5 separate regions of the Homo sapiens genome follow, and all the other regions are linked to region 1. A link is a loop called in an ENCODE intact Hi-C map of the cell type or tissue named here. Cell type or tissue: CD4-positive, alpha-beta T cell. All regions are shown on one strand. Region 1 holds the start of ENKD1 (enkurin domain containing 1). Region 2 overlaps ATP6V0D1-DT (ATP6V0D1 divergent transcript). Region 3 holds the start of CENPT (centromere protein T). Region 4 overlaps RIPOR1 (RHO family interacting cell polarization regulator 1). Region 5 overlaps LOC100505942 (a long non-coding RNA gene).

What was found. A loop is a pair of places that touch in the nucleus more often than their neighbours do. Peaks named below come from ENCODE experiments on the same cell type or tissue, not always from the same donor. Only the 100,000 strongest peaks of a DNase experiment are listed, where the experiment ranks them.
Region 2: it touches region 1 in a loop (14-fold over the local background); 19 of 110 quality-filtered maps call a loop at or near these places.
Region 3: it touches region 1 in a loop (2.9-fold over the local background); 16 of 110 quality-filtered maps call a loop at or near these places.
Region 4: a loop joins it to region 1, with 5 times the contacts of the local background. A loop is called at or near these places in 33 of 110 quality-filtered maps.
Region 5: a loop joins it to region 1, with 8 times the contacts of the local background. A loop is called at or near these places in 79 of 110 quality-filtered maps.

The regions. Positions count from the first base shown.
Region 1 is chr16:67,665,275-67,670,274 of GRCh38, forward strand. It overlaps ENKD1 (enkurin domain containing 1), which reads right to left and starts at 1,476. Exons shown (of 7, transcript NM_032140.3): 1 at 1,084-1,476; 2 at 797-991. The coding sequence starts at 1,168. It overlaps C16orf86 (chromosome 16 open reading frame 86), which reads left to right and starts at 1,540. Exons shown (of 4, transcript NM_001012984.3): 1 at 1,540-1,798; 2 at 2,022-2,251; 3 at 2,604-2,824; 4 at 2,926-3,481. The coding sequence starts at 1,697. The coding sequence ends at 3,326. RefSeq lists silencers at 1,048-1,317, 1,658-1,707, 1,728-1,777, 1,858-1,907. In CD4-positive, alpha-beta T cell, CTCF peaks have their summits at 2,804 and 3,004; DNase peaks (open chromatin) are centred at 1,487, 2,037, 2,767 and 3,347; H3K4me3 peaks cover 1,965 bases; H3K27ac peaks cover 1,248 bases.
Region 2 is chr16:67,491,652-67,496,651 of GRCh38, forward strand. It overlaps ATP6V0D1-DT (ATP6V0D1 divergent transcript), which reads left to right. Exons shown (of 4, transcript NR_184227.1): 3 at 374-470. Among named protein-coding and RNA genes, the nearest start is that of AGRP, 11 kb to the left of the region's middle. In CD4-positive, alpha-beta T cell, CTCF peaks have their summits at 2,526 (motif pointing right) and 2,725; a DNase peak (open chromatin) is centred at 2,520.
Region 3 is chr16:67,844,042-67,849,041 of GRCh38, forward strand. CENPT (centromere protein T) reads right to left here and starts at 3,652. Exons shown (of 16, transcript NM_025082.4): 1 at 3,360-3,652. It overlaps THAP11 (THAP domain containing 11), which reads left to right. Exons shown (of 1, transcript NM_020457.3): 1 at 1-154. NUTF2 (nuclear transport factor 2) reads left to right here and starts at 2,892. Exons shown (of 5, transcript NM_005796.3): 1 at 2,892-2,944. RefSeq lists silencers at 2,378-2,647, 2,848-3,197 and an enhancer at 3,668-3,777. In CD4-positive, alpha-beta T cell, no CTCF peak of the experiment used is centred here; a DNase peak (open chromatin) is centred at 2,800; H3K4me3 peaks cover 2,732 bases; H3K27ac peaks cover 3,095 bases.
Region 4 is chr16:67,545,049-67,550,048 of GRCh38, forward strand. RIPOR1 (RHO family interacting cell polarization regulator 1) reads left to right here. Exons shown (of 22, transcript NM_024519.4): 17 at 1-69; 18 at 328-486; 19 at 616-812; 20 at 901-984; 21 at 1,093-1,183; 22 at 1,318-1,738. The coding sequence ends at 1,415. It overlaps LOC124903703 (a long non-coding RNA gene), which reads right to left. Exons shown (of 2, transcript XR_007065094.1): 2 at 4,171-4,299. Among named protein-coding and RNA genes, the nearest start is that of CTCF-DT, 15 kb to the right of the region's middle. RefSeq lists an enhancer at 1,949-2,008 and a silencer at 1,958-2,252. In CD4-positive, alpha-beta T cell, CTCF peaks have their summits at 2,073 (motif pointing right) and 2,284; DNase peaks (open chromatin) are centred at 2,133, 2,903 and 3,287; H3K4me3 peaks cover 1,198 bases; H3K27ac peaks cover 3,192 bases.
Region 5 is chr16:67,519,327-67,524,326 of GRCh38, forward strand. All of the region lies in intron 1 of LOC100505942 (a long non-coding RNA gene), which reads right to left. It also overlaps a transcript of RIPOR1 not described here. Among named protein-coding and RNA genes, the nearest start is that of RIPOR1, 7.0 kb to the right of the region's middle. RefSeq lists an enhancer at 2,005-2,264. In CD4-positive, alpha-beta T cell, CTCF peaks have their summits at 1,940 (motif pointing right), 2,139 and 2,345 (motif pointing left); DNase peaks (open chromatin) are centred at 1,945 and 2,325; H3K4me3 peaks cover 746 bases; H3K27ac peaks cover 792 bases.

The sequences.
Region 1 (5,000 bases):
CTGACCTCTCCAACTACCTTAGACCCTACACACACTCTCCCTCATCACCGTGTTCCCTTCCTCATGTAGTAAGTATCACAGGATGATTTTCTCCATTATTATTATTATTATTATTATTTGAGACAGGGTCTCACTCTGTCACCCAGGCTGGAGTACAGTGGCATGATCATAGCTCACTGTAGCCTCAACCTCCCCGGCTACCTCAGCCTGCCGAGTAGCTGGGATTACAGACACACTCCACCATGCCAGCCTGATTTTTGTATTTTTTGTAGAGATGGGGTTTCACCATGTTGGCCAGGCTGGTCTTCAACTCCTGGACTCAAGTGATCTGCCCGCCTGGGCCTCCCAAAGTGCTGGGATTCCAGGAGTGAGCCACTGCGCCCAGGTGATTTCCTCCATTATTATAGTGAAGTACACCATTGAAGTACACCATAGATCATCTCATATATGACATTCATCTCTTGATCTTTGTATCCCACCTTGACTCAGTGATGGCTCATGCTTATCTTCAGCCCTGTGTTCTAGCATCTATATGGCCTGGCACACAGTAGGCACTCAACAAACAAATTTAATGGGTAACAAATGCATAAAGCAGAGCTAGGGCTTCGTGGGAACTACCTCATTCAGTTCACCTCCTTCGAGAAGGTAGCATATTTCTCCCCCTTTTATAGTTGGGGAAACTGAGACTCAAGAGATGCAAAGCCTGGGCCCACGTCAGGGTGGAAAGAGCAGCTGCTTTTGATCTCTTTCCACCCCGCACTGCCTCTCTGTCCCTTCTTCCATTCCTGGGACTTACTCTTGAGAGAGGCCCCAGGACCTAGGGAGATCCCCTCGAGTTGCAACAGCACGTCCCCGACGCCGCGCTGGCCGCGCTCCAGGATCTCTCCGGCACCGGGACCGATGCAGGGGCCACGGGGAGCGGTGGTGTCCAGGGCCCGGTCGGAAGTCAGCAAGTCCAGCTTCAGCGCGTTTCCCTCGAGGCGCCCTTGAGCTGTGGGGCGGAGCCGGGCGGAGTCCGGGGCTCAGAGGTGGAGCCAGGGCCGACCCCTGAGCCTCGCACCACCGCCAAGCCCCCGGACTCACCCGAGGTCGGCCGCCTGTAGTTGTCAGGACAGAGCGTCGGGTCTGGGGGGATGGGCCCCGAGATGCGGGACGGGCCCTCGCACATGCCGCCGGCGCCGCCCAGCAACGGTGCCCCGAGGCCTGCAGGGCTGTTTACCTCCCTCCCCGGGCCCCCTTCCCCAACCCCGGGCCCCCTCCCTCGCCCGGCACCCTGACCCTGGCGTGCCCGCCACTCCCGGGCCCCTGCCGGTCCCCGCCTGGGCCCCGGCCTCGCTCGCCACCTCCGCGACCTCTGCTCCCAGCCCACTTCTCGGTCCCGCTCGCGGCCTCTCCCCCGCGGCACTCGGGCAGGGGCTCACTCGAGAGGTTTTGCCGCCAGCCGCTGCCACCCGACGGGACTTGTTGTTGCCGGGCAACCGTGGCTTCCGTCCCCGGGGTCAGGGCCCACTGACCCCGGCGCAAAGCGTCCTGGGGCTTGTAGTTTCGGCCGAGGGTGGGCTCCGCGGTCGCCGGTTTCTCTTCCCAGCTCTGCCCTCGCTTGCTGGCCGGTCTCCGGGGTCAGCGCGGGGCCACCATCCAGCCCCTTGGGGCCCGCCCCAAGCAGCTGTCGAGGACGCACTCAGCCTGCGCAGCCATGGCCTCGGCAGGGGCGGAGAGGCGGCCGGGGGTCCAGGAGGCGACGGTCGTGGGGCAGGGACAGCTCACGGAGGAGCCCGGCAGCGCTCAGACCTCCGAGGTGACCGTCAGGCTGTTTAACCTTCAAACACAGGGCCGCAGCGCTCTGAGAGGTGGAACTGAGCGCCCCGACCCGCTAACTGCCAGGCTGGGCCCTCCAGGCGGGGAGGGGCACAGGCTGGTGTCCTTATTCCCGTTTCGGTGTCTAACGTTAGGTGTTCAGTGACGGATCCCTATGTCCTTTGCCCGGCCATGGTGACCGATGGCCTGTGTGTCATCTCTAGTGTCCAGTGGCGGGAGACCAGTTCCTGGTGCCTGCCCATGAGGCCCGCGGAACCCAGAGTGAAGACCAGCGCCCAGCAGGCGCAGCTTCGGAGTCGGAGCTCCAGGAGGAAGGACCCAAGCTGGGGGAGGAGCGGCCCAAGCCGCATGCCGGGGCGCTAGAGGAGAGAGGCCCCAGGCCCGTGGTCTCCATTGTGAGGCCCCGTCATGGTCCAAAGAGAAAGCCTGTCAAGTGAGGGGGCTCTCGGGGGGAAGGAGCTGCAGCCCCGGGGTTGGGGCACACACCACAGTAGGATTCCTAAATCCTGCACTCCTGCAGGGAGGATTCTCGTCCCCAGCCACTACCATCACTCTCCTCCCGTTCCTCAAGAGCCCCCGTGTAGGGAGCAGCAGGAGAGTGGGAGCTTCAGGGCTTGTAGGGGCCTGGGCTCACTGGCCTCTAAGCCTCTTGGGCCTGGGGTCTCATTGACCAGGAACGGGACAGGCGTCGAGCCCTGGGGCTGTGGGCAGGCTGGGCTATTCCCTGGGCCAGGGAATGGGAGCCAGGGCTGGAGCCTGGCTCAAGTCTCTTGTCCCTGGCTCAGGTCTCTCAGCCTCCCGGGCCTTCGTGCCCATCTTAAGGCTGAAGCTGAGCTGCCACCCAAGCTGCCGCTGCAGGAGGAGGAGCCAGAGGACAGCCAGAGTGAGCCCTCACCATCTGCCAAACAGCACAAAAAAGCCAAGAAGCGCAAGAGCCTGGGGGCTCCCGTGCTCCACGCTGTGGCCAGCATGGTGTCTGCACCCTTAGAGACATTGAGGCTGGAGCGTGAGTGGCAGTCCCTGGACTGTTCCTTCTCCCCCTGCCTGTGGGGCCCGACATGGCACAACCTGGCGCTCTAGCCTCTGCCCTGCCCTGGGTCTTTGCAGGAAAGGCCCAGCGCCTGCGGCCGCTGTACCAGTACGTCAACTATTGCAACCCTGAGCTGAACCAGGCAGGGAAGGGGGACGGGGAGGCTGAGGTGGAGGCAGAGGCAGAGCTGGCCCCGGTTCCCGAGGAGGGAGGTGTGGAGCAACTGCAGGCCTTGCTGCCCTTGGCAGGTGAGCTGGGCCCAGGCCTCGCTTTGCCCTGTCCCAGTCCACTAGTGACCCCCACCCATGCCCTGGCTCCCCTCGGAGAGGAGGCTGGAGAGGAGCCTGGGGGCTTGCCCAGCTTGGGGGTGAGTGACCACAAGGCCGAGGTGGATAAGTCAACCCAGGTGGACATCGACAAGATGCTGAGTGTCTGCACTGCTCCACTTGTCCCCCCGCTCTCTCCTCAGTACAAGTGACTGTCCCGCCCCACTGGTGGCTCCCCTCCTTCCACGCCTGAATTTGGCTTCAGGCTTCCTGTGGGCCTAGGCCCTCTGGTGGCGGGGGCAAATTTGGCACCTGCCCCCACTTGGGACTTTGGTCTTGCTGAAAATAAATATTTTTCTTTTTCAAAGACTTTGTGATTCCCCAGATAGGTTGCCTGAAATGGGTAAGAGGATGGAGGACTCAACAGTGCAGGGTTTGAGGCCTGAATGGTCATCTGCATCACCTGAGACTTTGACAATGACAGATTCCTTTGTGCCACCCCATGCCTCACTGAATCAGGGTGGACCTGGTGCTGTGTGTTTAGGTGAATCTGAGGGTCAGGCAGCTAACTGGGTGATGAAGAGGGAAGTGAGAAGGAGGAACTTGGGGCAGAGAAAAGAAAGGGTCTGTTGGGTCATGGGAAGCAGGTGTTTGGCCCTGCTCTTCTGTCTCCTGGGGAAGGGCCTGCATTTGGTCTCACCTTGAGGGGATCAAAACTTGGGATCCTCCTAGGAGGTAGCACAGAGTTCTTTTGCCTGTCACAACAGTGACAGCTTTGGGATGTTTCCTACTCATTGCCAGACCATAGCTGGACCGGACCTTGTCTGTGGAGTAGCCTCTGGTCACAGGTGACAGGGCATCAGTGATGTTTTCCTGGCAGGCAGGGGTGGACAGGGGCAGTAAGTGCATCTGGGACCCTGAGGCCAAGCCACTGGATGACAGCTGTGTCCAACCGGCAAGGATCTCTGGGAAGAGCCAGCCAGTGTTGGCCATTTTGGAAACTGCACATCCTGGGCCTCCTGTGTGTTCCTTGGACACCACAAACAGACACAGGGAATTTTAAGTTCATGGAAATTTCCCCTTCCTCCAACTGGCTTTTCCTCCTGTATCTCATCTGCACAATTGTTTAAGCTAGAATCTTGGGTGTCACCCCAGACCCCATCCTGTTCTTTGCTCCCTGATTCCTACAAGCTAAGCAGACATTGAGGCCAGTGATCCTACCCTTTCAGGCTGAGAACCTCTCGGACCCCACAGTCAGCACCGTCGCCTGGACCACTGTCATCTCCAGGTGACAGCCTCACTGGTCACCCTGCCTGTCATCCCTTGGCCCACGGATCCATCCAGTGGCCCTGTGACACACACACCTGAGCCCCTGATGGTGTCACTCCCCCTTGGGATTCCCCTCCTCTTGCCCCAGCTACCTTAGAATTCAGTGGCTTCCGGTAATTCCCTGAGCAGTTACACCTTTTCCTCCCTTCACTCTGTGCATGTGGGGCTTTCTCTGCCTAAAATGCCTTTATTCCCACCTCTCCCCCTGGCTAGTGCACGCACACCTTTGAAAACTTGGGATTCTGCTTCCTGGGGAGCCAGACAGCACCCCATGTTGCCCTGCATTGCAGCCCCTGCGCATTGCTATCATGTGGGTTATAACTGTCATCGGGATTAGACCGTGAGCTCCCTAAGGGCACATCTCATTGCATCACATCGACCTAGCCAGAGGGCCCCTTAAAAGGCACCAAGGTGATGAGACTGAAGTGAGGGGTGGAGGAAGCTGCAGAGAGGGACAGGCCAGAATCTGAAATGCTGAGGCCATCCCGAGGCCACAGTCTAATATGTAGGTTCCCTGGAATATGGCCTGGCAAGGTCACTGGAGGGAGTAGGGTGGG
Region 2 (5,000 bases), 170 kb before region 1:
TCGGTTTCCCACTTCCAGGGTAACTGGATGGAATTTCTGCCTTCATGGTGGTTCAAGCCTGAAGTGCCTTGAGACCAGAAGTAAAGAGTTCCTTCCTCCTGCAGCACTGCTAGGTTTCCTGGAGGAGACGGTCTGTAGGTGGGGTTCCTAAAGGTGGAGAGAAGAGGAAGTTACTTCCTAAAGAGAAGGAAGATAGGGGGTAACTTCAGTGTGGCTTTTGCAGAGTTGTTCATGACAGGAATCCTATCAGGCCCTGAAGTTTCCATCAGCACAGCCCCCAACCCTCACTGTCCCACACCCTTAGCTTCCTGGTTCTAGTCTCAAGGGATTCTGCTCACTTCTGTCCTCGCTTTTTTTCTCCCTGGGAACCAAGTAACAGCTGAAGAAGTCCCAGGAGTCCTCCCATGTCCTCTCAGCAACCCAGGCTGGAGCCTACTCCTTGGTGTTGGCAAAGGAAACCGTCTTTGAAGGTGAGACCTTTTTTTTTTTTTTTTTTTGAGACGGAGTCTCCCTCTGTTGCCCAGGCTGGAGTGCAGTGGCGCAATCTCAGCTCGCTGCAACCTCCCCCTCCTGAATTCAAGCAATCCTCCTGCCTCAGCCTCCTGAGTAGCTGGGATTACAGATGTGCATCACCACGCCCGGCTAATTTTTTTTGTATTTTTAGTAGAGATGGGGTTTCACCATGTTGGTCAGGCTGGCCTCGAGCCCCTGACCTCATGATCAGGACTTCCTAACCGCGCCCGGCCCAAAGGTGAGGCCTCTTACAGCTGTAATAAAGAGAAGAGAAGGCTGGGTGCAGTGGCTCACGCCTGTAATCCCAGCACTTCAGGAAGCCAAGATAGGCAGATGGCTTGAGGTCAGGAGTTTGAGACCAGCCTGGCCAACATGGTGAAACCCTGTCTCTACTAAAAGTACAAAATAATTAGCCAGTGTGGTGGCACATGCCTATGGTCCCAGCTTTTCAGGAGGCTGAGGCAGGAGAATTGCTTGAGTCCAGGAGGCAGAGGTTGCAGTGAGCCAATATTACACCACTGCATTCCAGCCTGGGCGACAGAGCAAGACACCATCTCAAAAAAAAAAAAAAAGAGAGAGAAGAGAGGAGGGTCTGAAGACTTCCTGCTGGCTGAGTGTTATCTGCCTCAGGCTACCCTGACTTTTTCACTGTTTTTCACTTTTTTTTTTTTTTTGAGATAGTCTCACTGTGTAGCCCAGGCTGATGTGCATAACACAGCAGCCTTGAACTCCCTGGTTCAAGTAATCTCCCTACCTCAGCCTCCTGAGTAGCTGAGACTACAGGCATGCACTACCTCTCCCAGCTCGCTACTTTTCAGAAAGGGTAGACAAACTACAGTAGCTGCCTGGACACCATACTTGGAGGAGAAGGGGAGGGGGAGGCTGCACCGGATTCTGTCTTCTGAACTATGTTATCTTCCAGTTTCAACATCATAAATAGCACAGCAATCTTATATGATGGGCCTCCTGATGTGATGCAAAAATCACCAAAGTAGTATTCTTGACAAAAGTATTTACCATGAATCCAATCTTGAAGAAGCAATCAGGTAAATCCAGAATATACTAGAAAAGTGGCCTGGCCTAAACTCCTAAAAAGAAAATCAATGACATGAAAAACAAACAGGCTGAGTGTGGGGCAGAGGATACTCTTCTATATTAAAAGACACTAGAGAGACATAACCAAATCCAATTCATGAACCTTGCTTCACTCCTGGACTAAAATAAGAATGCTAAAATGGGCTGGGCGTGGTGGCTCACGCCTGTAATCCCAGCACTTTGGGAGGCTGAGGTGGGCGGGTCACCTGAGGTCGGGAGTTTGAGACCAGCCTTACCAACAAACCCCATCTCTACCAAAAATACAAAATTAGCTGGGTATGGTGGCATATGCCTGTAAACCCAGCTACTCGGGAGGCTGAGGCAGGAAAATTGCTTGAATCCGGGAGGCAGAGGTTGCAGTGAGCCGAGATCGCACCATTGCACTCCAGCCTGGGAAACAAGAGCAAAATTCCGTCTCAAAAAAAAGAAAAAAACATGGTAAAATGGCATTCTTGGAACAAGTCAGGGTGATACTGCTGAATTACTGTTGGTGTGGTGATGGTGTTTTCATTGTGTAGAGCAAGGTTTCTCAACCTCTACTGTTAACATTTTGGTGCAGATAATTTTCCTTTTCTTTTTTTTTTGAGGCAGGATCTTGCTCTGTTGTCCAGGCTGGAGTGCAGTGGTGCAATCATGGCTCACTGCAACCTCCCCTTCCCAGGCTCAAGTGATCCTCCCAGCTCAGCTTCCCGAGTAGCTGGGACCACGGGCCCACGTTGCCACGCCCGGCTAATTTTTTGTATTTTTTGTAAAGATGGCGTCTCACTTTGTTGCCCAGGCCGGTCTCAAACTCCTGGACTCAAGTGATTCTCCCACCTCTGCCTCCCAAAGTGTTGGGATTACCAGCAACCCCAGGCCCACATAATTCTTTCTGGTGGGAAGTTTAACAGCAGTTCTGTTCTCTGCCCACTAGGTGTCAGTAGCACCACACCTCTTTAGTTGCAACAACTAAAAAACGTCAAATGTTCTCCAAATAGGTAGTGGTGATGGTTGAATAACATCGTGAATATACAAAAACCATTGGACTGTACCCTTTAAAATGGTTAAAATAGTGAATTTTATATCATGTAAATTTTCCCAATAAAAAATGTTATTAGGCCGGGTGCGGTGGCTCACATCTGTAATCCCAGCACTTTGGGAGGCCAAAGCTGGCAGATCACTCGAGGTCAGGAGTTTGAGACCAGCCTGGCCAACATGGTAAAGCCCCGTCTCTACTAAAAATACAAAAATTAGCCGGGCGTGGTGGCATGTGCTTGGAATCCCAGCTACTTGAGAGGCTAAGGCAGGAAACTCGCTTGAACCCAGGAGGCAGATCTTGCAGTGAGCTGAGATCACACCATTGCACTCCAGCCTGGGTGACAAGAAAGAAACTACGTCAAAAAAGAAAAAGAAATGAGTTTCCTCCTCCATACTTGCAGAGCCCCAGTGAGTCCCTGCTCTGCAATGCTCATACCCATTGTGCTGTTACTGCAAGTCAATGAGAACGTTGGTGGACTTCTCTCCACTTCACAGAAGAATGAATGGAGGCCCAGAACAATGGCATGAACCTGTCGTTTCTTGGCCTTTTGGCTAAGATCAAGTGCAATGGCATGAACCTGACCATAGTCGTAGACAAACAAGAGGCAGAGACATTGTCTTAGTTTGAGTTCCCACTTCAGAAAACCTTGAGACAAACATTGTAGCACAGGAAGTTTATTAAGAGGATACAAGCCAGGCATGGTGGCTCACGCCTGTAATCCCAACACTTTGGGAGGCCAGGGTGGACAGATTGCCTGAGCCCAGGAGTTCAAAACCAGCCTGGGCAACATGGGGAAATCCTGTCTATAAAAAATACAAAACTTAGGCTGGGCGCAGTGGCTCACGCCCGTAATCCCAGCACTCTGGGAGGCTGACATGGCTGGATCACTTGAGGTCAGGAGTTTGAGATCAGCCTGGCCAACACGGTGAATGAAACCCCATTTCTACTAAAAATACAAAAATTATCCAGGTGTTGTGGTGTGCACCTGTAATCCTAGCTACTTGGGAGGCTGAGGCAGGAGGCTCACTTGAACCTGGGAGGCAGAGGTTGCAGTGAGCTGAGATCGTGCCACTGCCACTCCAGCCTGGGTGACAGCGAGACTCTGTCTCAAAAAAAAAATAGCCTGGCATTGTGGCATATACCTGCAGTCCCAGCTATTAGGGAGGCTTAGGTGGGAGGATTGCTTAAGCCTAGGAGGTCAAGACTGCAGTAAGCCAGCCGGGGGCGGTGGGTCAAGCCTATAATCCCAGCACTTTGGGAGGCCGAGGCAGGCGGATCATGAGGTCAGGAGATCAAGACCATCCTGGCTAACATGGTGAAACCCTGTCTCTGCTAAAAATACAAAAAAATTAGCCGGGTGTGGTGGCGGGCGCCTGTAGTCCCAGCTACTCAGGAGGCTGAGGCAGGAGAATGGCTTGAACCCGGGAGGCAGAGCTTACAGTGAGCTGAGATTGCACCACTGCACTCCAGCCTGGGCGACAGAGCAAGACTCCATCTCAAAAAAAAAAGACTGCAGTAAGCCGTGAGCATGCCACTACACTCAGTCTGGGCGACAGAGCAAGACCCTGTCTCAAAAATAAATAAGGAAATAAAAGAGGATACAAAGAACAAGCGTACAAAAATACAGGGAGGGAAGACAGCCACTATAAAGTGGGTCATAAGCAGGGTTCCACCAGGGATGCCTGGTCCCCCCGGGGTGTGGGTGGGGAACTCTGGGCTGCAGTGCAGAATGCATGTCTCAGAGAAGTTCCACCCAAGGCAGGAGGAAGGTGAGTAGATATACAGCAACCCTGTCTCAGTCCCTTGGAGGGTTGTTGGGGGAGAGTTAACTCCTAGCACTTCTGACCAACTTGTAGAGTGAGCTCAGAAAGCCCCAGACACATCAGAGGCAGATACCAGCAGTGGACACCAAGAGTCTGTTCCACGTGTGTCTAAGCATACTTATCCCCCAAAATGTGGCGCCCACACCAACAGCATCAGCCTAAGGTAGGAACCTGGGAGGATGTTAAGTCTGGCTCTGCCCCAACATAATGAATCACAAACTCCTGGGGTAGGGCTCAGCTGCTAGAGTTTGTTTGTTTATTTGTTTGTTTGTTTGTTTGTTTTGAAATGGAGTCTCACTGTGTCGCCCAGGCTGGAGTGCAGTGGCTCCATCTCGGCTCACTGCAACCTCCGCTTCCCAGGTTCCAGCGATTCTCCTGCCTCAGCCTCCCGAGTAGCTGGGACTACAGGCACGAGCCACCATGCCCGGCTAATTTTTGTGTTTTTTAGTAGAGACAAGCTTTCACTATATTAGCCAGGCTGGTCTCGAACCCCTGACCTCGTGATCCGCCCACCTCGGCCTCCCCAAGTGCAGGGATTACAGATGTGAGCC
Region 3 (5,000 bases), 180 kb after region 1:
GACCTGCTGATGGAGATCCAGCTTGCCAGGGACTTAGGTTTATCCTGTTTTGTTTGCTACTGGTTACAAATTCTATTTTCTGTACAATTAGTCAGACTAAAGTTTTCACTGTGTTTGTTTGGCAAAACAAATTAAACAAAAAGTAAGGTTTTTATTTGGGTCTCGCCATTTTATTTTTACAAAAACATAGTTAAATGTCCTTGAAACATGGGGAAATAGGCCTCAGCCTTTCTGAAAGACCAGGCTGACCCTGAAAGTAGAGATGCTTCAATGACCAGTTTTTCCAAAAATGGGCCCTAAGCACATGGATCCTGGCCTTATAAGGTCCTCACAGAGTTCCTGGCCCAGCTCACCCTAAAGAGTTTGGAAACTGCACCAAATGGGCCCAGTTTGTCCATGGATTATCTCCCTGTATCCTTTCAACAAGAAGGACCAACTGGTAACTAAGCTATATTGTGATAGTTCGCCTCTGAGGGTTTCAATTCTCAGCTGGGATTGAATTTTGCTCACCATGACATCCCTTAGGCTTAGCACAGCCTCTGGTATGCATGTGCATGCAGTTACTCTGTGAACCGGTAAGAGCGCAGCTGGAGCTAGCCAGGGCTGCTTCAGGCACAAGGACTGTTGTATAGATACCTTGGCCTTGGTACACCTTCGGTGTGACAGAGCTGTATCCACAGAGAGCATTAAGAAGTTGGGAGGTGTGATTCCTTGACTCATTTTCTTGGCTGCCTGCCTCTATTTTTTTTTTTTTATTTTTTTTTAAGATGGAGCTTTGCTCTTGTCACCCAGGCTGGAGTGCAATGGTGTGATCTCAGCTCACTGCAACCTCTGCCTCCCAGGTTCAAGCAATTCTTCTGCCTCACCCTCCTGAGTAGCTGGGATTATAGGCACCCGCCACCACGTCGGGCTGATTTTTGTATTTTCAGTAGAGACAGGATTTCACCATGTTGGCCAGGCTGGTCTCGAGCTCCTGATCTCAGGTGATCCGCCTGCTCTGCCTCCCAAAGTACTGAGATTACAGGTGTGAGCTACCCCGCCCAGCCTCTATTTTTTCTTAGATTGAATATTGAAGGGGCAAGGATTACATTGCTTTTGTCTATAGCTCCAAGTAATTTAGCTCAAAGCCAATGTCTAAAAGTAAATGCCTTTAAAGCTCTGGGTTTACTGTGGGTGGTGGGGCACAAACGGAGACTTTCAGACCCCATAAAATATGACTCCCTTCTCTTTCTTACTTATGGACAAAGCCATCTGCCTGGGGACTTGTCTGTGGCAACATGCTGGGATGGTCCTAAAACTCAAGTCTCTGTTTCCCTTCTAGTCCCTTAGCACTGAGTTGGGAAAGTGGTGGGGAAGGAGTGAGACATAGGTTGTGTAGGTGGCTGGTTGGGGGATGGACTGGACCTCTGTCTTCCTAGGGTTAGATCTGGCTGGTAATCAGGTGGTGGAAGCACTGCAGTGCCCTTTGTTGCTCCTATTGGGCCAGTCTCACATCTTCCCGGTCGGAGCAAGGCCTTTTCCAGGATCCAGCCATGCTCTTCAGTGTATCCTTGAGCTCCTATTTATTGAAGGGACTTCTGCTGTTTCTGCATTGGCTCCCTTGAGGCTCTCAGCAGTACTCCCTGGACCCTCCCTGGTGTCTGGAGGTTATGGGCAGTGTTTTGGCTTCTTAGGGAGAAGAAGACAGTTCACAGAGCAAGGGAGATCCCAGATGCAGATGTATAAGCGGGGCAATGCAGAGTTCTCACTAGCTGAGTAATAAGCATCTAGTCAGGCAAAGTGTAGTGTTGACAGACCTGAGATTTAAAAAACAGAAGTGTGGTCCGGTCTTACCAGCCATCTCTTGGAGGGGTAGCCTGTGGGTGGGGGAAGGTGCAAAACTCTTGTGGAAGAACAGGAGTACTGAGAGACCTCCGGCCAGGAAGGAAGGCTAGGAGTTGCCTGGAGAGGCCTTGTAGCCATTTCCCTTACCTGTGGTACCCCAAGTTGGCTGCAGATCTCTTTGCCAAGCACAGGTCTGACCTAGAGACTGGCCTTACCACAAATGTTTGTGTTACCAAGAAAACAAATGGGCGTTGAAAGGAAAGGGCAATGGGTAGGAAGAGAACTATTTACAATCTGGTCACTTAAATCACAGCGAAATTTTGGGTAAGTCAGTCATTTCTCTTTCCTCATTAATAAAAATGAAACACTTAGCTGCTCTATCTGCTGCAAAAAAACCTTACAGAATGTTTTGGGGGGACCCCTGACTGTAGAAGTTTGAGGGTAACCTCTCCAACCAAGCCCCACCTGAGGGACATTTGAGTCTCCGGCCCAAGAATAGCCTAGCCTGCTCGAAACCAGCTTTGGGCCCGACTCGCCGAGGTGCAGGCGCACGAATGTTGGGATTGCAGGAGCTGTGCGTTCCGCCCGGGCTGGTTAAGGCCACACAGCTCGGAAGAGTAACAGCGGCAGCCATAGCCCCAAGGGGAGGGGGTTTCGTGAGCGGAAACGGCCCAGGGGCCCAGGGAGGGGCAGCTGGGCCAGCTTGGGGCCGGGCTGGGCTCCCACGGAGGCGGGGCCAACCCCCACCCCAGTGCACAGACTGGGCGGGGCCGAGCCAGCTGAGACCAGGAGACAACTGAGCCCTGACCCTAGCCTGGCGCCAACCTCTAGTGTTCCAGAGGCTTCCGCTAGACCACAATTCTCAGGGGCTTGCCCCGGCAGCCTCCCTCCCTGGCTTAGCCTCACCTCCCGCGCTGCGGGCCGTGTCTGGGCCTCCGCGCATAGCACGCCGGGAATTGTAGTTTTCTCTCGGCGCGCTCATGCCGGAAAGGGGGGGCGGTGGGACTGCGTCTCCCAGAGTGCAGCGGGGCGGGCGAAGGAAGGCAGGGGGGAAGGGACAGTCGGCCGCAGACCGCGCTGGGTTGCCGCTGCCGCTGCCGCCATCGTGCCAGCCCCTCGGGTGAGTGTCGGGGCCAGCACGCCGGGGCGGGGGCTGGGCCGCAGGAGCCGCTCTCTGGGCTGCCGGGAGGCTCCGCTGAGAGTCCCCGGGCGGCCCCTCCCCTCCCCCCCCCCCGGCGGCCCGAAGCCGCGCGGGGCCCGGGCCATGTGTCGCGCGCGGCTCCGCCTCCCGCCGGTCCTGTGAGGCGGCGGCCGGGGGTAACGCACAGAGAGCCAGCCGGGCGCCTATCTGGGCCGTACCGTGCTGGTGGCTGGTGCACCGGCCTGCGCCATGGCCAGGCCTTTTTCTCTAGTCAGGACCGTCCGGATGGGGCCTTAGGGCCCCGCCCCGTCTAGCCTGGCCCGGCCTGCGCGAGCCCCGCAAGCTCTGCAGGCTGGCTAGCGGGCAGACCCCAGCCCCACGTCCTGCTACCCACCTACGAAGGATCCGGGGATGGGCAGCGCCACCCGGCCCGCTCCAGAGTCAGCATGGGTAAGGGCGCCCGCCTGCCGCAGCCGGGGCTTGGGCCCCTCACCCTGTTCCCGACCATAGCCCGGCCGGGGTGTAGGTGAACGCCCCCTCCTTGTCTGCCCCTCGGAAGTGTACGTTTCTTACCGCGCCCTTTGTGGAGCCCGGACTGGAGTTCTCGCAGGGAGGGCAGGGTCAGGGAATATGAGGCGGGAGGGGATTCCACGGGAGACTTTATCCCTGTCTTGTCTTAGAGGATCTGGGCCTGATGGGGTGAGGCGGCTCCTGCCGGGTAGGCCCAGCCCACGCCCTTCTCTATCAGTGACCAGGCCCCAGCAGCAACACAGAATTGCCCCGCAGGACAGGATGACTTCATAAGAATGGGATGTTAAGGTGGGACTTAATGCACGGGAAGTAGAATTCAGGCCTGAGGTTCTTGAGCCTAGTGCTAAACCAGAACCTGGGCTGGAAGGGGCTTTGGGGGGTGGGGCACGTAGATTTCAGACTTTGTGGGGCCCTCCCGAAGCCTGGGTGGCAGAACTAGGGCTGGAAGCTCCAGAAAGTCTGGCTTCCCCTCACTTGCTTGCTCACTTCCCAACAACTGGAGCTGCCTGTAAACAGGCAGGAACCTGGTTGCTTTATGAAATTGCCCTTACTGATGCCATCAGAGACCCTACTGAGTTCTGGGGGAAGAGTTATCTTTGACCAAAAAATACTATCCTGATATCCTTTGTAAAGGCGCTTCTGATTGAGAGATGGTAAATTAAGGAACCAGTCCAGAGAAGACCTTGGGACTAGGGGAGAGATGGCATGTAAAGCGTTGATTTCTCTGAGCCGCAGTCTTTCCAGAGACTAAAGAAGTAGCTCAGGCCTGGCGCGGTGGCTCACGCCTGCAATCCCAGCACTTTGGGAGGCCAAGGCCAGCGGATCACCTGAGGTCCGGGGTTCCAGACTAGCATGGCCAACATGGCAAAAGCGCATCTCTACTAAAAATACAAAAATTAGCTGAACGTGGAGGTGCACTTCTGTAATCCTAGCTACTCAGGAGACTGAGGCAGGAGAATTGCTTGAACCCGGGAGGTGGAGGTCGCAGTGAACTGAGATCATGCCACTGTACTCCAGCCTGGGTGACAGGGCAAGACTCTGTCTCCAAAATAAAAAAAGCTGGGTGTGGTGGCGTGCACCTGTAATCCCAGCTACTTGGGAGGCTGAGGCAGGAGAATCGCTTGAATCCGGGAGGCAGAGGTTGCAGTGGGCAGAGATCATGCCACTGCACTCCAGCCTGGGCGACAGAGCAAGACTCTGTCTCAAAAAAAAAGAAAAAGAAAAAAAAAAAAAGCAGCAGCAGCTCAATCTCTGCAGCTCTGGCCTCAGGAGCAAGCAGAATATCAGGTCTCTTAGAAGGGCTGATTGAGACCCAAGGTGAAGAAAGCCACTGACCCTGCATATTTTTTTCTTCCTCCTTGAATATTTTCCCAGGTAATGTTTTTCTGTTCATTTCTGGTCACTTCTTCCAAGTACTCTTGACCTAGAAGTTTTCTTGCATATGAATTGCTCTGCCTAGTTATTCTCCCTGGTCAGGAAGAATAGGCAAGAATGCTGCTCAGAT
Region 4 (5,000 bases), 120 kb before region 1:
TGCTTCTCACCTTCTGCAACCAGTATGGTGCCCGCCTCTCCCTGCGCCAGCCAGGCTTGGCTGAGGCTGGTGAGTGGGCTGCTTCCTCCTTCCACCCTTGCTCAGATTCCCAGTGACAGGAAGCTCGGGGAAGCCAGGTCAGCCCACACAGATAAACGAACTGGGCACCGAGGAGACCAGCAAAGACTTGGGCCTTAGAGCAGAAGGACCCAGATGGGTGGGGTTTGAACAGGGGGCCCCTGGACCTGAGCCTGGGATAGGAGCATCTCTCCCCTCTAAAAGCTGTGTTCACCCAAACTCTGAGGCCCATGCTACTGCCTCCTGCAGTGTGTGTGAAGTTCCTGGAGGATGCCCTGGGGCAGAAGCTGCCCAGAAGGCCCCAGCCAGGGCCTGGAGAGCAGCTCACAGTCTTCCAGTTCTGGAGTTTTGTGGAAACCTTGGACAGCCCCACCATGGAGGCCTACGTGACTGAGACCGCTGAGGAGGGTGAGGCGGTGGCCCTGATCACATAGTGGCCTCTTGGGGTCTGAGGACATGAGGACAAGCCCTCCCCAACCTCGGGGGCTCCTCACCCTGCCACCTTGCCCACCCACCCACCATATCCCCTTTTTTCAGTGCTACTGGTGCGGAATCTGAACTCGGATGATCAGGCTGTTGTGCTGAAGGCCCTGAGATTGGCGCCCGAGGGGCGTCTGCGAAGGGACGGGCTGCGGGCCCTCAGCTCCCTGCTCGTCCATGGCAACAACAAGGTCATGGCTGCTGTCAGCACCCAGCTCCGGAGCCTGTCACTGGGCCCTACCTTCCGGGAGAGGGTGAGTTGGACAGGGCTCCCTTGAGGGCGAGGGCTGGGGTCCTGGACTCCCACTGTCTGGCTAAGTCTGTCCTCCCACCCTTCCACAGGCCCTCCTGTGCTTCCTGGACCAGCTGGAGGATGAGGACGTGCAGACTCGAGTGGCTGGCTGCCTGGCCCTAGGCTGCATCAAGGTGACCCCTGCCAACCCTCCCACCCCTCTGTCCGCTTCCGGCACCCCCACCCCTGAAACCCTCCCATCTGCTCCCCTGAGCCCACCTCAATGCTCCCTCCCCTGACAGGCTCCCGAGGGCATTGAGCCCCTGGTGTACCTCTGCCAAACTGACACAGAAGCTGTGAGGGAAGCTGCCCGGCAAAGCCTACAGCAGTGTGGTGAGGCTGGGGGATGGAAGAGATGGGTGGAGTTCTGGGACATCTTGGCTGATGGGAGTAGGAGAGATGGCGCCAGGGGTGGGAGAGTGGGATGGGGCTAGGGCCACCCTTGACCTCATCCTCACTCATTACAGGAGAAGAGGGACAGTCTGCCCATCGACGGCTGGAGGAGTCCCTGGACGCCCTGCCCCGCATCTTTGGGCCTGGCAGCATGGCCAGCACAGCATTCTAAACTATTCACCCATGGGTTCCTGGTGCCCCTTTCCCCCCACTTTCAGGGCTCACCAGGCACTGGCAGGGAGGGTAAGGGCTGGCTCCAGATACCCCTCCCCCACAGATTCCTAGCAATGAAAATCTAATATATTCTTCTGTTGCCCCTGGGGTTGGAGAGTCAGTGCCTGCAGTCAAGTGCCTCCCAGCCTCGGCTCAGCACATCCCTTGCCACAAATCAGTGTCTGGGGCTTGGCCACCCTGCCGCTGCCCAGCCACATCCCTTGGTTTTGTATTTTATTTACAGAGTTTTACAGAAAATAAAAAAGCAAAATGTCTTTCCTACATGGCCTGGTACACTCCTGACCCTCTGCTCCAACACCCTCTGGCTGTGGCCCTGCCTGACACTGGTGTGTTCACACTGCAGCTGTGACAGTGCCATGTGCACTTGCCCTGGAAATTCAGGTGGAAGAAAGCCCAGAGGCTGGAACTGGGCTTGGAGAAGAGAGCAGGGGAAAAGGGTGGTTCAGCCTGCAGGTGGGGCCTACCCTGGGCCTGGGAACTACGGCCCAAGGTGGAGCTAAACTGGAGTTGGCCCAGAAAACACCAAAGGGTGCCAATCCCAGGCTGTGGCCTGGGAGCAAAGGGGAAGGGAAAGGAAAAACAGGAAGGGAAAGGAGGCACGGGGTGGCTGGAGCTTCTGCCCACCAGGGGGCAGCAGATCCGCGTCAGCAGATGCCAGGTTTGGGTCTTCTGCAGCCTGGGCAGCTTTCTGCAGAGGGGGCTGAAGGAGCTCCTTGAAGCTGGATGGCAGGGGAGAGGAGCTCCTTGCGGAGGGGAAGAGCTGGGACCTGGGAGGCAGGAGACCTGGATGGCTAACCTGTGACCCAAGACAGCAAGTCCCTTCCCTCTCCAGCTGTCTCCCCCTCTATAATAACAAACGTGCCTGAACTCTGTGATCCCCAACAGCCGGCCAACCTGTGCTGCTTCAGGAAGCAGAGATCCCAGGAGAGGGCTTGCCTTTGCCCCGCCTCGCCTTGCCCCAGAGCTGCCTGGCCAGTGAATGTGTTAACCCCAGAAGGCTGAGTCCTGCGTGAGGAACTGGAGTGTGGGGTGGGACTTCAGGATGGCAGGCCTGTTCTAAGGAGGGGCTGAGGGAGGCCCACACCCGTGGCTAGAGAAACAGGCTCTCCACCCTTCCCCTCTCCCTCAGCACTTCCAGTATCCAGGGGCAAGGAGGTGGTGCATACGCAGCACTTCCCTGACTCATTGAGGCCACTCTGATGTCCCAGTACCTGTGGCAGCAGCTTGGCCTGTGCAGGACGTGTCACGTTGGGGAGCCTGCCCTCAGGAAGAGCCAGTGAAGTGCCAACAGTCCTCTGGAGGGTGACCCAGATCCCCAGGGAGCCCTGCCCCCCAGTGTTTTAGAGCTAGGTATGAAGAGGTTTGGCTGGGGCTTTAACCACCTGCTGGGGAAGCCAAGCTGAGCAGAAAAAACGGCAACAGGAAGAAGCACAGGAAGCACCTGTGTGGATGCAAGTGGCTCATTCCAGACGCTGGGGCGAGGGTGGGCAGGGGCAGGCAGGCAGCCCTCTGCACACTGGCGCGGCTCTTTGCTCTCTGGGTAACGAAGGGTGGCACGGGATGGTGCAGCTCAGTATTTGGGGTGGTGAGCTGGAGCAGCATGGGGCAGAGGAGGCAAACAAATGATGGAGACCAGGCCAGCACCCAAGGCTGGCCACAGCTGGGGCCTGCCCCAGGGGTCCCTGGAGGAGGCCGGCAATCCCAGAACCGCCCCTAGCAGCCCTCAGTCCTGAGGCCCCCACAAGAGGCCCATTGGTAGAGCAGGGCTATCCACCTGCATCAAAAGCATAGCCTGTCATGGTGGGGGAAGAGGAAGTGAACACTGGTTGACCAGGTCCTGGGAAAGTGCAGATGGGGGTGACTGAGCCTGCATGAGCTCACAGCTCAGTACACAGGAGAGAGCAGGGCTTGGGCAAGAAATGGAGGATGGAAAAATGTCATCATCCCAGCCAAGGGGTCCACTGGCGTTGTCACTAAGAATCCCTGCTCTCCAATGCTGGGAAGGGACAGACCCTAGACTCTGTGCTCTGCAGAGTCCTGAGGCCAGAGCCTAGTATTCAGCTCTAGCCAGGGGTGGGTGTGAGGATCGGAAGGGGACAGGAGCTGGAATGAGGGCACTGTGAGCACAGCCAGGTGAAGCACATGATGCCTATCTGGCTCAGAGCAGCATGAATCAACCCCAGGACAGCCAGTCAGCCTCTCTCCATCAGTGGCTTGAAGGCAGGCTGGATGGCCTCCTACACCCAGGCCCATGCCCAGGTTCCTGAGATGGTGGAGGGGCAGAGAGAACCCTTGTCCTCCCACCTCTGTATCTCTCCTGACCCCCTCTGCCTCACAGGGGCCTCCCACAGGGCAAACCTGCCCATAGCATTCTCCCACCCCCTACCCTGCTGTCATGTGGGTCAGGGAGGCAGGTGTTCCTGCTGTTTGGGACTGAGGACAGTTGGGAGCCCCTTGCCTCAGGTGATGGGCAGTTGACGATACCATCATGAGTCAAAGGTATCAGGGCAGGGAAAGCGTCTGCCCAGCCTCTGAGGGGACAGATGGAAGTGGGCCTCCAAGGCCTGTGACACACTGAGAAGTGCCCTATCAGTTAAGTCCATTGAGGCCACAGTCGCCTTGGCCATCATCTCTGAGACTCTGCCCAGAGGAAACTGCTCCACGCACACTGCAAAGCAGGGGCCAGGCTGAAGTAGTCCATGATACAGTTTATTGTGCTGGCAATCGATGGAGTGTTCCCTCTACTCTCCTCCTTTCCTCTTGCCCTCTCCCAACCTTACCTTTCCTCCTGTCTCCCACTCTTCTTCCTCATGTATTCCAAGCTGCAGAGGACCAAAAAAAGAAGAAAGAAAAAAGGCACGTTTGTGAAGGCAAAGAAAAAGATGGGTTGGCATGTGGGAAGAGGATTGCTGCTTTGTCTCGCCCACAGAGCGGGGGTGCCTTCCTTGTATGTTTCTGTGCCTGGTATGTGGGTACAATTTGCTGAACCCCAGACATATGACATGACCCTCCTTTCCCTCCATACCCCCCTCCCCACCCCAGACAATCCTGGAGTGTCCCTTTCAGGCCATCCATCTCCCATGGACAGAAGGCTCTTGGCTTGGCTGCAAGGCCTGGCTTTTCTGGGCCTGGGTGATACAGGAGGGTAAGCTTGGGAAGGACTCCAGTGCCTCATATAAACTGCTAATGAAGCACAATCTATCATTTAGAAAATAGGACTGACATTGGCCTGCGAGAAAGGGGTCTCTTGTTTCAGAAGGTTGACGGCAATTGGGTGATGGCCACTACTCTGAGTTTAATGTCAAGGGTCAAGTCTCACTTGTCTCCAGATACACCCAGGGCATATGGACACTCAGTGAATGCTGACTGAGAGCAGCTGAATTGCTATACGCAACACCTAGGTTTCTAACTGTCTCCTCTTAATTTCCTTACAACCTTCTCCTCCTCCTCAGGCATGTCTTAACATGGTGAAACCCCATGTTGTCTCTACTTAAAAAATAAAAATCGCCCCACAGGGTTCCAT
Region 5 (5,000 bases), 150 kb before region 1:
GAGGTAGGGAAGGCAGGGTGTATCCAGGGACACAAAGAAGTTCAGTCCAGCTGGAACTACGCCCTCCTAAGGAGGAACTGGCCAGGGGTGAGGGGCCAGTGGGGAAGTGAGGAGAGACAGGTCCCACGGGCAGAGGTCATCCAGCTGCTGCGTGGACAATGAACAAGGACACCGAGTGATGTGTATCCTTGGCAAGTGATAGTCTAGCCAAGGGCAGGAAAGTGGGCATAGGGAAGAGGGGACTCACTTGGTGGCTGGAGGGTGTCAGGGAAGAGGTCTGGGGAAAGATTACATGGGGACCCAGGAGGGAGGGCAGTTCTGAAGGGAGGAGATGGGGCTGACTTTACACAATGGATTTGGAGGTGTCCGAAGGTCATCCTAAGTGGGGGAAGTGGAGCAAGAGATGTGGGGGATGAGACTCAAGTCATCACTGTGGGAACAAAAAGGAGGCTCTGGCCAGTGCGGTGGCTCACGCCTGTAATCCCAGCACTGTGGGAGGCCGAGGCAGATGGATCACCTGAGGTCAGGAGCTTGAGACCAGCCTGGCCAACATGGTGAAACCCTGTCTCTACTAAAAATACAAAAATTAGCCGGGTGTGGTGGCGGGCACCTGTAATCCCAGCTACTCGGGAGGCTGAGGCAGAAGAATTGCTTGAACCTGGGAGGCAGAGGTTGCAGTGAGCCGAGATGGCGCCATTGAACTCCAGCCTGGGTCACAAGAGCAAAACTCCGTCTCAAAAAAAAAAAAAAAAAAAAAAAAGACTCTGAGGGCCGAGTGCAGTGGCTCATGCCTGTGATCCCAGCACTTTGGGAGGCTGAGGTTAGCAGATCACTTGAGCTCAGGAGTTCAAGACCAGCCTGGACAACATGGTGAAACCCTGTCTGTACCAAAAATACAAAAAAATTTAGCCGGGCATGGTTGTGTGTGCCTGTGGTCCCAGCTACTCAGGACGCTGAGGTGGGAGGATCACTTGAGCCTGGGAGGCAGAAGTTGCAGTGAGCTGAGATCGCGCCACTGCACTCCAACCTGGTGACAGTGAGACCCCATCTCAAAAAAAAAAAAGAAAAGAAAAGGAAGGAAGGAAGGGATGGAAAAGAGAGAAGAGAAGATAAGAGAAGAGAAGAGAAGAGAAGAGAAAAAAGAAAAGAGGCCCTGAAGTTGTACCCTGGAGAGAAGTATCAAGAATGAGGTGTGGCTAGGTGCTGTGGGTCACGCCTGTAATCCTAGCACTTTGGGAGGCCGAGGCAGGCAGATCATTAGGTCAAGAGTTTGAGAGCAGACTGACCAACATGGTGAAACCCCGTCTCTACTAAAAATACAAAAATTAGCTGGGCATGGGGTGTGCACCTGTAATCCCAGCTACTCAGGAGGCTGAGGCAGGAGAATCGCTTAAACCTAGGAAGCAGAGGTGGCAGTGAGCCGAGATAGTGCCACTGCACTACAGCCTAGGCGACAGAGTGAGACTCCATCTCAAAAAAAAAGAAAAAAAAAAATGAGGTAAGGGGGTTGAGCTCCTGGAGGAGCTCACTGAGGGGCATGAAGGGAGATAGCCAGAGAAGCAGCTAGAAATCCTTCTCTTGGATCACAGAAGCCAAAGGACGCTTCAGAAGATGGGGAGGACCAGCTGTGCCCAACACACCTGGAAAGGTCAAAGGAGGAGAGGACTGAGAAGTGGAGGGACAGGGAGCATTTCTCCCTCTTGAAGAGGCTTTGGCATATGGAGGGGGTTTTAATGGTAGTGGTGGGGTTCCCAGGATCCGTGATCAGGTCTGAGTGTCAGCAGAGCTGTCACACAGAACCGAACAGGTTGTGCACTGCACTCTACAGTGACTGTTCTTGAATCCAGGACTGGCCGCCAGGGGCACCCCCTTGAGCTGGCGGTATTTTGCCAAGTCCGTAACTGCAGTGTAGACACTTCCCAGACGGTGGCGCCAAAGACCAACTTTACTTCTTAGGAGCAGAGTCGGGTTCCGCCTGGGGATTCTCAGCCCCAGGTCGTCATCCGATGGGACGGGGGAATTTCCAGATGCCTGGTGGCCGGGTCTCTCCTACCACCACACCCTCCAAATCTCTGTCAGAGCAGTTCACCTAGCGTTAGCAACTCACAGAAATAAACTATGCACCACACACTGCAGCCTTCCTTTGTCAGGGGGCCTGGGCTGAAAGGGTCCCAGGGGAGCAGTTCATCCCATGAGCTGGGAGAGGCGAAGACGTCCCTCCCACTTGTCCCTTAGGAGAAAGGAGTCAGGAAGGAAGGAAGGACGCCCAGCCCAGACCGCGAGACACACAGTCAATCGCCCCACCCCTTGCCCAAACCAGCAGAGCACCGCCCAGCTCACAGCTCCCCCTGGAGGCCGAGGCTGGACTAGCGGGGACAATGACAGCGACACTGGCCAGCCTCAGGCGGTGTCCCCAGGGAAGCGATTGCCAAGCCTAGAAATTTACACCTCCTCAGTGCAGAGGCCAGCCTGGAGATGGCCCAATAAGTAATGGCCATGTTGCTTTTGAAAACGATGCCATGTTGATTGCAAACCATTATTTGTATGAATAAATACAAAGAAGAAAATAAACCAAATGAAAGTACAACGCCCAGAGATGACGGGCATTGTGGCTCTCAGGACCGATGGATGCAGGTCTCACCTGAGGAGATTCCTGCTATGCAGGCTGTTCTGGAACTTTCTCCACTCCACCATGTTTTTTGTTGTTGTTGTTGTTGTTTGAGACAGAGTCTCGCTCTGTCGCCAGGCTGGAGTGCAGTGGTGCGATCTCAGCTCACTGCAACCTCTGCCTCCCGGATTCAAGCGATTCTTCTGCCTCAGCCTCCCGAGTAGCTGAGACTACAGGCGTGTGCCACCACGCCCAGATTTTTTTTTTTTTTTTTTTTTTTTTTTTTGAGACAGAGTCTTGCTCTGTTCCCCAGGCTGGAGTGCAGTGGCGCGATCTCGGCTCACTGAAACCTCCGCCTCCCAGGTTCCAGCAATTCTCCTGCCTCAGCCTCCCGAGTAGCTGGGATTACAGGCACACATCACCATGCCTGGCTTATTTTGTATTTTTAGTAGAGACGGGGTATCCCCATATTGGCCAGGCTGGTCTCGAACTCCTGACCTCAGGTGATCCACCTGCCTCAGCCTCCCAAAGTGCTGAGATCACAGGCGTGAGCCACCGCGCCTGGCCAATTTTTGTATTTTTAGTAGAGACGGGGTTTCACCATATTGGCCAGGATGGTCTCGATCTCTTGACCTCATGATCTGCCCGCCTCAGCCACCCAAAGTGTTGGGATTACAGGCATGAGCCACTGCATCCGGCCTCCACCATGCTTATTATATTGAGTGCCTTTCCATGTTCAGATATAAAACCCTCACTCCCTACCCCGCCCTCACCCCACTCACCTCTCAGACCTCACCTCCTGACCTCTCCTCTAGCCCACATGGCTCAACTACCACTAGCTCATTCTCACCTCCCAGCCCCCCAACCCCCCGCCTTTGCTGTTCCCTCTGCCTGGGACACTCTTCCTCTGGGTTGTTCAGTGACTGTTTCTTTCCTGTCACTCAAGTCTCAGCTCCAATGTCACTGCCTCAAAGAGGCCTTCCCTGACCAACCTGACGAAAGCAGCCCCTCAGCCCCACCACTCCAAACCACATTACCTGGTTTGGCTTCTTCACAGCTCTCCTCTCTCCCTCTCTCTGAAATCATCTTGTTTATATGTTAACTCATTTATTGTCAGTCTCCTTTGGCAGAGTGTAAACTTGAGAGCAGGGGCCTTGCTGAACTGGTCTGTCACTGTGTCCCCAGCATCCAGAATGATGCCAGGCGCATAGCACATGCTCAATCCATGCCTGCCATCCATTTGCAGTGGCTATGGAACATCTCAGGCCTATGTGCACCTCCTTTACCCTCCATCTCCCACTGCGGGACTATGTCATCCCTCTGTCCCTGATTAAACAAGCCAGTACTTTGGGAGGCCGAGGCAGGTGGATCACCTGAGGTCAGGAGTTCGAGACCAGCCTGGCCAACATGGTGAAACCCTGTCTCTACTAAAAATACAAAAATTAGCCGGGCATGGTGGCGCGTGCCTGTAACCCCAGCTACTCGGGAGGCTGAGGCATGAGAATCGCTTGAACCCGGGAGGCAGAGGTTGCAGTGAGCCGAGATCGCGCCACTGCACTCCAGCCTAGTGACAGAGCAAGACTCCATAAAAAAAAAAAAAAAAAAAAAAAAAAAACAGTAGTCAACATCTTTTGGCACAGATGTTTTCCTGCATGAACAGCTATTTCTTTGGGGTAAATTTGCTGAAATTTGGTGAAAGGGAGGTTTGCACTTGCCATCCTGATAAATTCTGAAAAAACTACCCTTAAACTTTTTTTTTTTTTTGAGACAGGGTCTCGCTCTGTTGCCCAGGCTGGAGTGCAGTGGCACAATCACGGCTCACTGCAGCCTCAACCTACTGGGCTCAAGCGATTCTCCCACCTCAGTCTCTTGAGCTGGGATTACAGGCATGCGCCACCATGGCGTGCTCATTTTTGTGTTTTTAGTAGAGACTGGGTTTTACTATATTGCCCAGTCTGGTCTCTAACTCCTGGGCTGAAGCCATCCTCCCACCTTGCCTCCCGAAGTGCTGAAATTACGGGTGTGAGCCACTACCACACCCAGCCTACCCTTAAACATTTAAACCAATTCCTACTCTCTTGAGTGTCCCCTCACACATCATGTTCATCACTGCCCATCTCAGAGGCAAACAAAAAAAAATAGTGTCTCCTGTTGTTTGTGTTTGCATTGTGTTGATTATTAATGAGATGCGGCACTTCTTCAAATAGCAATTTTAACGATTAAACGGATGGGTGCACTTAAAGCATCAGAAAGGAGAAATGGCTCTAGGAGAAGCCTGATGACAGTGGTAAAGCCAGGACTTGAATGTGGAGCAGCATCCCTGGCTCTTGTCTTTTGACACACACAAAGGAAAGTAGAGTCCAGGCTGGGGCTGGAGGGGTGTGGAGGCTGG